2 separate regions of the Homo sapiens genome follow, and region 1 is linked to region 2. The links are chromatin contacts, found by Hi-C or POLR2A ChIA-PET in ENCODE. All regions are on one chromosome and are shown on one strand. Each heading gives the region's core, a stretch centred on a gene start or an enhancer-like site at or near the end of the contact. The rest is flanking DNA. Distances are from core to core; before and after follow the strand shown. Region 1 holds the start of RP9 (RP9 pre-mRNA splicing factor). Region 2 overlaps AVL9 (AVL9 cell migration associated).

Evidence for each region. A loop is a pair of places that touch in the nucleus more often than their neighbours do. ChIA-PET counts read pairs that join two places held with the same protein, here RNA polymerase II (POLR2A). Pooled maps may share reads with other maps.
Region 1: a loop to region 2 is called in a pooled map, with 3 times the contacts of the local background. The contact joins the promoter of RP9 here to the enhancer-like site in region 2. A Hi-C loop is called at or near these places in 4 of 50 pooled maps. POLR2A ChIA-PET finds 5 or more read pairs at or near these places in 3 of 52 experiments (A673, GM12878 and activated CD4-positive, alpha-beta T cell).

Annotation. Positions count from the first base shown.
Region 1 is chr7:33,106,188-33,112,067 of GRCh38, forward strand. It overlaps RP9 (RP9 pre-mRNA splicing factor), which reads right to left and starts at 3,217. Exons shown (of 6, transcript NM_203288.2): 1 at 3,034-3,217. The coding sequence starts at 3,185. RefSeq lists silencers at 2,873-3,102, 3,113-3,592.
Region 2 is chr7:32,586,306-32,591,825 of GRCh38, forward strand. It overlaps AVL9 (AVL9 cell migration associated), which reads left to right. Exons shown (of 16, transcript NM_015060.3): 16 at 1-2,421. It also overlaps the pseudogene DPY19L1P1. Among named protein-coding and RNA genes, the nearest start is that of AVL9, 94 kb to the left of the region's middle. RefSeq lists an enhancer at 4,952-5,452. Within about 2 kb of position 1,251, at least 11 of the 41 ENCODE cell types and tissues checked have a DNase peak (open chromatin) inside an H3K27ac peak, as active enhancers do.

The DNA.
Region 1 (5,880 bases), core at 1,967-4,466, 520 kb after region 2:
GACAGGATATCACTCTGTTGCCCAGGCTGGAGTCCTGGAGTGCAGCCATGGCTTACTGCAGCCTCAACCTCCCAGGCTCAAGCAGATCTTCCCACTTCAGCCTCCCAAGTAGCTGGAACCACAGGCATGTACCACCATGCCTGGTTAATTTCTTTTTTCCTTCTTTCTTGCAGAGATAAGGTCTATAAATGCTGCCCAGGCTGGTCTAGAACTTCTGGCCTCAAGCGATCTTCCCACCTCTACCTCCCAAAATGCTGGGATTATAGGCGTGAGCCACAGAGCCCAGCCTAGTTATAATAATGTTAATACTAAGCATTCGTTTAGCAAAAATTGCTATGATGGAACTATACTGGAAGATTGGAAACAAGAAGGGTAGGTAAAGAACTAAATCCTTACTGTGACAAGAAGTTAAGAGGTATGTCTAAGATGTTGAATTGATGTAAACAGTATAAATATACAATTTAGGAATATACAGTTGGTGGGCGCAGCGGCTCACGCCTATAATCCCAGCACTTTGGGAGGCTGAGGTGGGCAGACCACTATGTCAAGAGATCGAGACCATCCTGGCCAACATGGTGAAGCCCCATCTCTACTAAAAATATAAAAATTAGCTGGGCATGGTGATGCACACCTGTAGTCCCAGGTACTTGGGAGGCAGAGACAGGAGAATCGCTTGAACCCAGGAAGTGGAGGCTGCAGTGAGCCAAGATTGCACCACTGCACTCCAGCCTGGGTGACAGAGCGAGACTCCATCTCAAAAAAAAAAAACAAAAACCAAACAGTTAAATCCCAGAAGTAAAACCTAAAAGTTTACACAGAGAAGCCTGGTTTGGGAGGGGGAAGAGGGACACAGGGAATATGAGTGGTTACTGAGGAGTTGGGCAGCCTATTGCTATTTTTTGGTAGCACTTTTAGTACTATTTGAATTTTAAAACTACATATTACTGTGGTATAAATACAATTTAAAGCTCAAACAAGATTCTGAACTGGCCAAAGCAAATGTCTCAACGGCTCATTCAGTTTTAAATCTCAGAAACTGGAAAAATCCCACCAGTCAATCAGACACCTGGGTTCAGCTCTAGATTTGCTGGTTAACTAACTGGTCAATGTATGCTTGATCACATGACTTAACCACTGTTCCTCCATTTTTTCATCTGTAAAAGTAGGTTATAATCTCTCTCATCTGTGAAAAAGCTCTCTGAGCTACAAATAAGTGGAATTAACCATCCTCTAGCATTCTATAGCTAAATATATTGAGGGCTGGGCAGGGCCAGGCATTCTGATGCTTACGCTAGGGGAAGATCTTTGAACACCTGACTTCCCTGGGAGACCAAGAGCGCCACACAGTGACTTGAAAGGGCCAGGACTGCCCTGTAACATGGATGCCCACAATGCAGGGTCTCTATCCTGCATCCCCTGCCCTGCTAAGGGGAAAAGTCGTTCAGAGCGGGCCACACTGGAAAAAGAGCAGGCCAGGTCCCAACATAGGAATTTATCTCACATCAAACCTCCCAGAAGGTTAATTATAAAAAGGATTTTAATTCTTTGAGGAACTTTTCTTATATGAATTATGTTTTTTAAAAGTAGACAAATTAAACTCTACTTGAGCAAAGAACTGTTTTCAAAGAGGGCACCCCCATAACCAGAATAGGTCCAGAGCAATTCTCAGGCTGCCACCTGGTGGGATAACATTTATGGACAGGAAAAGGAAAGTGATGTACAGAAAAGCAAATGAGGTAGAGAAATAGCTGGATTCCATACAGCCTGGCGTTTGCCTTCTTTGAACAGGGTTTCAAAGGCTGACCACCTGTGACGGCCTGAAAATCAGCTGCTGTGATTGTCTGAGACTCAGGTACTTATAACAGTAGGTTACAGTCTGTTTACACATCTACTTAGGTTACAGTTCACTAAGTACAGAGAAACTTTTAGGCTAAACTTAAAATATTCAAGGAGGCAGCGTTAGGCTATACTTAACACCTACTTAGCACAGGTAACTAGAAGTGGCTAAAACAGAAACGAATTCTTGAATAACTGAGTGAATGCCACACTTAGAAAAGGTTGTTTTATGCAGCTAATTATAGAATCACGGACAAGAACTGAAAGAGTTGCTGCCTGAACTTTCCACTCGAGGTCTGTGTTAGAATTTAGGAAACGCCACCCTGATAAATGACTGCAAAAGACAAGAATGCACCATCCCCAAACATGCCACCCTGGCATATTGATGACTTTGAGCTATAAGTAACAGAACCAAACAACACAGGATAACTTATTCAGCTACCCCTCAACTGCCTAAAATAAAGTATGACTGCTTTTTTTCCTTTTGTTCTTATTATTTTTCGACTCGCCTGTTGTAAACAGAAATTTACACCTATAAAGGAAATTTTCTGTAGTAAATGTATCTGTATCAGGAAGACAGCTGCTTGGGGGCAACTTTTATCGCCTGAGCGCCTCATCGGGATAACAAAGCAACCTTTATTCACCATACATTTCCCCCATCACCCTTCCAAAAGGTCTCCACCACGCCCCAAAAGGCCCACGCCCCTATTCCCTGGCCCTTCTTTGTCTCCCACTTTTGTGGCCCTCTAGTGCACGGGTACATAATTAAAAGTTTTTCTCCTGTTAATCTGTCTTATGACAATTTAATTTGTGGCCCAGCTTAAGAACTTAGAAGGGTAGAGGGAAACCATATTTCCTTCCCCTACATTTGAATCTTCTTTACACCACACTCTCCCGGGTCATTTGGACTCTCCTGGAACCCCCTGGAGCTAGGGAAGCGCAGGGCCTCCCAAGTCAGATTCTGCTTGGTGCCGAGCGGCAGTTGGCTCCCTGAACGCCCCGCCAGGAGGATGGACTTCAAGTCCTTGACCGCGGCGCCCGACATCGGTCGCCCGCACCAGGCTCCTGCCGGGCCCAGCCCCCCTGCCTGCTCGCGGGGGCTCGGAGGACCCGGCCTAGCGCCCACCGCGGCGTCCCGCGCCCCGGGCCCCTGGCTTCAGAAGACTGGCCGCGCGCGGACGGCAGCTCGGGACTCACAAGGACTCCAGGTGCTTGAGCTGCTGCAGCTGCTGCGCGTCGTGTCGCCGCCGCTTCTGCTCCCGACGTCGCTGCAGCTCCTGCTCCGGCGGCTCACGCGGCCGCCGCGCGCCCGCAGCCCCCACGTCCTCGCGCCCAGGCCGGGACGACATGTCAGCCCCCGCAGCGCCGCTCGGGCAACCCCCGCGGCGCGGCTCCGGCGGCGGCGGCGGCGGCGGCGGCAGCCAAGAGAGCACTTCCTCCGCGCGGCGGTCGCGGGGCTTCGCAGCGCCCCCTCCCGCCGCCGCCCCGCAACTCACCCCGGCGGCCCCGAAGTCTCAGCCTCGGCCACCCGATCCCCGCCTCCCCGCGTCGGGCCCCAAGTCAGGGGCTCCGGGTCTCGGGCCCAGCCGCCAGGCGGGCTGCTGCGGGTGGGTGGGGAGCGCCGCCTAGCTGGAGCCGAAGCGGGGCGAGGCGCTAGTTGGGAGCCTGGAGGTTCCCGCCCGGCCACACCCACCTCAGGTATACTAGCAACAGTCACATAGGGATGAGCAGATGAAATGTATTCATAAAAAAATGTTCAAATTAGCCAGGCGTGGTGGCGGGCGCCAGTAGTCCCAGCTACTTGGGTGGCTGAGGCAGGAGAATTGCTTGAACCCAGGAGGCAGAGGTTGCAGTGAGCCGAGATGGTGCCCCTGCACTCCAGTCTGGGCGAAAAAGCGAGATTGTCTCTCAGAAAAAAAAAAAAAAAAGTGTTCAAAAAGTGAAATGTATAAACATATAATTATGTTCGGTAATAGTGTGCACCCAGCTTTATAACTGCGGTCATCTGATATACCATGAGAGACAACCTAACTCTTTTGACAGGATGGGTCACCATGACGTCACCACTGTGCCAGTCACCCGAGGAGCCAAGATCCTGAGAAATTTCATCTTTCACAAATGCAGATGTACAGAAAAGACACTTATTTATTTATCGAGGAAATTTCTACATTTTTGCATATATGTAGAATGCTTACACAGTCACCATTGTAATAATGAGCTTTGATTGAGTCATATTTGCAAAAAATGCATAAAACAAATTTGAACTCTCTAAAAGTCTTTATATAGTTGATGCCTCCAGTATTAGAAATGATGTTAAGATGTAATACATAGCATAGTGAATTGTAAAACATAATGCTGACAATTTACAATAATGAAAAAGCTAAAAGAGAAAATAGAAAAACGAAAGCAAACTAAAAAGAAAATTCAACATAGAAAAAGTGTATTGCAGGGATAGATTATGGGCAATTGCATGGCGATTGTCCACATGAACTGCCCAACTTTTATGATGATTAACATATTTTGAAGTCTTGCATCATGATGAATAGCTTTTTTTTTTTTCTTTTAGGACATGGCTCTCCTCGATGATACAGTCTCATTAATTTTCTATGTGATACTGCTCTTTCCAAAATTCTTTTTAACTTTTTAAAGTTTTTTATTTTGTAGAGACGGGGTCTCGCTATGCTGCTTAGGCTGGCCTTGAACTCCTGGCCTCAAGCAATCCTCCTGCCATAGCCTCCCAAAACACTGGGATTACAGGTGGGAATCACTGCACCTGACTATGAAATTATTTTGTGATTTGATATTCTCTGACTTCTCTTTGTGCTTTCTTTCTGTTGTACCCTCCTGTCCATGAACCCCTCTGTTTTTCATTTTATTCTTCTGCCCCCTCCTAAGACACCAGAGATTCATTCTTGAGGCCAGTCAAGCAGCCTTGGTGTTGGCCCACTGGTGGGGCAGCTGCAGTTGGTCCTTAGTCTGTGCTACTGGACAGGTTTTAAACCTTTCAGAATGGAGCAACTAAAAAAAGAATAGATTTTCTCCTGCTTGTATTGATCACCCTTCACAGTGTAATCTTGACACCATTGTTTTGCTGCTAAGGTGTATTTTTACAAGCTCTTATCTTACCAGTGACCTTTCCCCACTGGGGAGATGAGGAGAGGAAAAAAGTAGGAGAAGGGAAAGATCACATGGCTAGATTAGAGAGTACAATGCAAAATCTTTCTTTTTTTCCTACCCAAAATACAAGTCTTCAAGGAACTCTCATGGTGAAGTGGACCCTCAGGCGTGCATGTCTATGGTCTTCTGCAGCGCAGTAGAAACATGAGAATCCCTTTGGTCATGCACTAAAAACAGCTGTTAAAATTACTTCTAGGGCCAGGCATGGTGGCTTGTGCCTGTTGTCCTAGGTATTTGTGGAGCTTAGGTGGGAGGATTGCATGAACCCAGGAGGTGGAGGCTACAGTGAGCCATGATCGTGTCACTGCACTCCAGCCTGAGTGACAGAGTGAGCCCCTGTCTCAAAAAAAGAAAAATTATTTCTATCCATCAATAGTTGCTAACCAGTAGGATCGGAGGGAAAATTGCAACGTGCTTTACTTTAGGCTTGCAGGTACGAAAGACTGAGGGAGGAAGGTCAGACACCAAACTTAATTGGTATTCTGGGGCAAATATTTGGCAACTGAGTTGACATTTCTCCTTCTCTTCCTTGCTACCAGCTTTGATTTTGTTCAGGAATCATACAGGAAGCTGGTTAGAGAGTGGAGGCCTCTTCATGCCTCTCTAGAGGTGAGTCTTGACTTGTCTTAAGCCAGTCATTAGTAATTTTGTTCTCGTTTCCACTGATTGTTTTAGCAATGGACCTGTGGTGCAATTTTAGCCAATGAGGTATGAGGAGAGGTCGGATGGAGGTGGCTTTCAGGGTAAGGTTGTCTTTGCTCTTAATAAATGATGCTTGGGAGTGTCAAAGATCCCCTTTCTGCCTCCAGATGTTGTTGCCTGCAACCCCCAGAGGATGGCAGAGGACAGAAGGAGACCCCTGGGTCC
Region 2 (5,520 bases), core at 1-2,500:
CTTTCATCATAGAAATGGTCAAAAGACCATAGCTATATTTCCTTCAGGTTCTGGGAGGTGGAGTTTTTCAAGGAACACTGGCTGTTGTATTGTTGGCAGGGGCCCCAAGGCAGCTCGCACAATCAAAGGCAGGAAGCCTCACCCCTGGTCCTGTGACCCCCCCCCCCCACACACACACATACTTCAGGCTTGGATTCTAGGCTCCAAGTGGCCAGCATAGAAGCAGCAGCCTCTCTCCAAACCCTGGCTCTGTGAGCCATAGGAACCAGCACTAGGTCATCTTCTGACATAGCCCTGGTGAAGGTGTGTGTGTGTTGGTGGCCACACTTGCTAAGGCTTTTGTGTCTAAGAATTGAGTATTTGTACCTAGGTGTGAGGGAACCAGGGTCAGCCAGCCTTTTTCAGATGGCGCCAGGCACACACACTACATCAATGGCTTGCTGGTGGCTTCACCACTATCCAGGTGACTTAAAAGAGTGTTTGGAAAATGTCCCTGGTATACTTCAATTCCTACTAGACATTGTAATGACAATGGTGTAGGTAAGGAAGAGAGAGTTAAAACTACCAGTTGTGGAATAGAAATAGTTGCATGTCCAAAGAAGGCTTAGAATGATTGTGCATATGCAGTTGGCTCACATAACCAGCATGAACAGTCTCTCCCCAAATCCATTAGTGATTCACTACCCCCCGCCAAGCACAGCCCTAAAACAATTCTCGTCCACTTTCCTGTTAAGAAACACAGCAGCAATATACTTTGGCAGCAAACCAGAGCATATGATGTAACTTGCTCAACCTTATCTTCCTTTCCAAATTCTATACTAAGCATCTGATGTTTTTTAGAATAATTTCCTTTGGAAAGCCAACGAGAAAACAAATTAGGAAGAGAGAGAAGTGAGAAATTGTTGCATGGCTGAGGAACAAGATGCTTAAAATCTGAATGGAAGTATTTTGAGAGCAGTATTTCATGTGCTAAGGGTTATAAGAATTCTTTTAGAAAGGGATTAGAATTTTACTCTGCTAGTTACAAGTTTTAAAGTCACGCTACGGCATTATCACCCTGGCAGGTAGGTTTTGTTATTGTTTTACATTTTGTGAAAAAAAGTTTTGTAGAAGTTACAGCTAGTGGTCTTTTCCCTCCAGAGCCAGTGATGAGTGTGGGAGCACTTCAGCTCTGTAAGGGGCCAGCGTTCTGACCTTTAACCACATGAACTAACCTGCGTCAGCAGTTGCAGAAAGTAGCCTGTTAGGACAGCAGCTGCTAAGCGTTGCCTGGTATTTTAGTGGGGAGAAGGCTGGGACTCTTCATGGCATCAACACTTGCATGCTCTGAATCTTTGATCAGAGATGAGGTGCCATTTTTGGCATTTCCACCCCGTCTCGTGGTAGCCTTTAAAAGTGGTAGAAGATGCTGCCCTAATTCCCCGAGGATGATTGTCATTCCATGCAGCATAATGTGCCGTGAGGAGTTTTCTCATTCCAGTTCTTTGGACTTCGTAACATTGGAATTGTTTTTCCATAATTTCCGGCATTCCATAAATATTTGTCAAGGACAAAGAAAAGGAATGTGGATGTTTATTCTTTTCATATGAATGACTTTGTACACATGACTTCCTGCTTTCATTATGAAGGAGGGGAAACTAGTTCCCTTGTATGGTAACTCCAAAGTTAAAAAATTGTGCATGTCTGAGGGGTTGAATATATTTTGTAAAACTCTAAATACATTTGTATTTCTGTGCTGTTCTAAAGTTTACCTTTTTACTTATATGAAAGATAACTATATATTTAAATCATGTAAGTGGAACACAGTGTAGGGGGTTTTTCCAATCTTATTTTTCATCAGGTTCTCACACCCACGTAGTATGCTGCTCAAATTTTTTCGTGTGTGCAAATGTGAACATTTGAACATTTCAGTTAGGTACTGAGCCAGAAAAGGTAATTGAAGTTTTCAGAAAGCTTCTGTGCTTAGAAAATATTTTGTTGTTTTCTTAAAATATTAGTATTTTGTAGCTGGAAGAATAAGATCAAGGCTTACATGTTTCAGGCCACTTGGTCACTGGTTCCTGAATTTAGAAAACATTGGATTAATGAGTTGGTGAAGGCATTTAGTGGTTACAAAAACAGTTTAAATATTTATGATTAAAGGCTTTTCACAAACCTTTTTAAAGAAAATTTAGCTGAGAAAACTTAAAAAGTTTTCTAAGGAAGTTTAACTGTGGCACATGTTTTGATCAGAAAGGTAGTTCTCTTTGCTCTGGTAGTTTTAAAGTTTGTACTAGTTCTTTATTTCTGTTGTTTTTTTAAATTGTTAAAATTATAAATCACGTCTAATCATACTGAATTGTAAAACTTGAATTGTATCTTTATTTTAAGCATAAATGAGAATAAAATGATCCTGTTCACCCTGCCTACAGTTGGACTTGACCTGTCCTAGAAGTACCCTGTGTGTTGTCCATGTGGTTTCTGGCCTCCTTCACAGTTAAACGGCAGCTTCATTTATTAAGAAACCACACAGAATGAACTAAAGACTCATGACTCATTTACTCTCATTTTGACATCGCTTTGACAGTGGTGCCCAGCTTTCAAGGCAGTGACCTCTGCAGGAAGAGGCCCTTAGCTTCTGTGGAATGCTAAGTGCAGAGAGCTGCAAAAAGTATCAAGCAGAGCCTGGTCACAAGATAATGTCTCATTAGGATATTGTCCCAAGCAACCCATTTTGCACCTGGACTGATAAGTGTCAAAATAGCCCTTGATATTGCCACTGAAGACTCCTGCCACATTTTCATGTATATGTTCATGTACTGGGTTCCCTTACAACTGTTCTACAAAACAGGCTTTAGGATGTGCTTCACAGAAGAAGTGACAAACTTCCTTGCCCCCTGGGAATGTGTGCTTCCTTGAGTGCTGGTGCAGGGTTAAGCTGGAGTTACCAGTGTTCTTTGATGTGGACCGTGAGAGCCCTGGAGCTGATGGGATAACTTGAGGACAGTGGAGCTTCCTCTACTCAGGGAAAGGAAGGCATCTCCTTCCCTTTCCAGATGTCCCCCTCAGACTGAGCTCTCCTGTGGGGATGTGATGGGTCCCTATCACCCACCAAGGAAGAGCTGCCTACCCTTCATTCTGATAGGACAGGAGTTGCAGTTATTGAATCTGGTAACATCTGGAAGGAGTGTGATTAGGGAGCCTGTTCTTTCCAAGGAAAGTTCTTTCCATCCTTCATGAAGGGCTTCTCTCTGCCTGAGGTAATGTACACAGGGTTGGGGAAGCCACTGCAGCAGGACTGACCTGTCCAACTTCACCATCAACAGATCCTCACATGGCACGCATAGACACTTTGTATGATCATGAAGATCAGAATGGTCGTGTTCTGTGTTCTTGATCCCATGAACCACCTGCTTTTGGAACCACTGACATCCCAACATAACATAATTAAGACTCAAATGTTTTTAAACATTTCACTGGACTGGGCTGCACTCCTGGAGCACATAGATGTAGGCTAGGCCCAGAAAAATTATGAAAGCCACTTACTGAAATGCTGATCATTGCTGAGGGCAAGTGATGGGTACATAAGGGCTTCTTAGACTATTCTGTTTGTGTATGTTGGAGAATTTCCATAACGAAGAGTTAGAAACTACTTGCTAGCCATTAAACAACGTCGTTACCCATGAAAAGGCACTAGTTCCTGTGCGGCGGACCCTGAGGGCCTGACTTAGGAACTGGCTTAACTTCGTAGCTTCTCCATGGATGCCCTGGCCTCCACAAGCCCTCTCACCAACTGAAACCTTGGCTGCTGCTGTTGCCTTCCCATCCCTCTAGTTGTTGGAGGAGCACTATTGAGAGAACCCGTAGTACACAGTAATCAAAGACCCAGCCCAACCTCTCTTCCTCCTGAAAGTCTTCCCCAGGCTACTCTGAGTCCTTTCTAATACCTGGATTCTCAGGGGCCAGTGGCTCACACCTGTAATCCTGAATATTTTGGGAGGCTGAGGCAGGAAGACTGCTTGGGCCCAGGAGTTCGAGACCAGCCTGGGCCACATAGGGATACCTCGTATCTACAAAAAATTTAAAAATTAGCTGAAGGCCAGGTGCGGTGGCTCACACCTGTAATCCCAGCACTTTGGGAAGCCAAGGTGGGTAGATCACCTGGGGTCAGGAGTTCGAGACCAGCCTGACAAACATGGAGGAACCCCGTCTCCACTAAAAATACAAAATTAGCTGGGCGTGGTGGTGCATGCCTGTAATCCCAACTACTTGGGAGGCTGAGGCAGGAGAATCGCTTGAACCCGGGAGGCAGAGATTGCAGTGAGCCAAGATTGAGCCATTGCACTCCAGCCTGGGCGACAAGAGCAAAACTCCATCTCAAAAAAAAAAAAAAAAATTAACTGGGCATGGTTGCATCTTCCTCTAGTCCCAGCTACGGGAGATGAGGGGGTGGGCTCGGGTGAGAGGATCACTGAAACCAGGAGGTCAAGGCTGCCATGAGCCATGACTGTGCCACTGCCCTTCAGCTTGGGCAACAGAATGAGACTCTGTCTCAAAAAAATAAAATAATAAAATACCTGGATTCAGTACTTACTGAGGACTATGTAAAGCGGTGCTTCCCAGTCTTGGAGACTTGCCATACAGTGCCACACATAGTCCCTGACACGTTCAGTTCCTACTCCGTGGACCTTGCTGTTCAGCAGGTGCGGGTGGGCGGTCACTGTAGAGGGGAGAGAGTGCTGGGTGGTGAGGGAGCACGAGTGGCGCCAACACACCACAGGGGGTAACTGCTTTTTCACAGGGACCAATAAATATCTCTTCCCCTGAGTCTAAGTTGAGGCCTGAGGGAGTTTTCCAGGTGAGGTGGGAGTGAGGGGAGAGACCATGAGACGTAAAGGGCTCTGTGGCCTGGCAGAGCAGCACAAAGACTGGAAGCAGCGCGGCTTGAGGGGATGTTTTTTGGAGTGGCCGAAACCGAAATGGCAAGGACGACAGGCTAGAGATGAGGTCAGGAAATAAGGCCATATCTGGAGGAGAGCCCTGTCAGCCCGCGGACAGGGGAAAGCCTTCAAGGGTTTCCCACAGGCAGGTGGCAGGTTGGCTGGGTGTTGCCTGTGGAAAGTTCTTTCGGTCGTGGGCACCACTGCTTCTGCTTTGCCCTTTGCTGTAAAGTTAGTGATGTTCCTCAGCTGACCTCTGAACTCAACCACCGCCCCTTTCCCTTCCTCACTGGCCTTCACAGTTTTCCACTGACTTTAAATCACATTTGCCCCAAACATAATAAAGCCAAGAACAAAAGTCTATGGCATGGCCCTCAGTCAAAAACCAGTTACTGTGAGAACACTGTTTTCCCGATTTCCCCAGGCATTAGGTCCGTGGAAGTTGTTGATGAAAAGAACCTGTCAAGTGATGGTGTCCCTGCCAGGAAGCCAAGAGCACAGAGGGCACTTGAGCATCTGTTTCCATTACTCTCTCTGGCTAAGTGGAGACCCAGGAGACATGTGGCACCACCGCTGTGGTGATGTGTTTAAACTTGGAGAA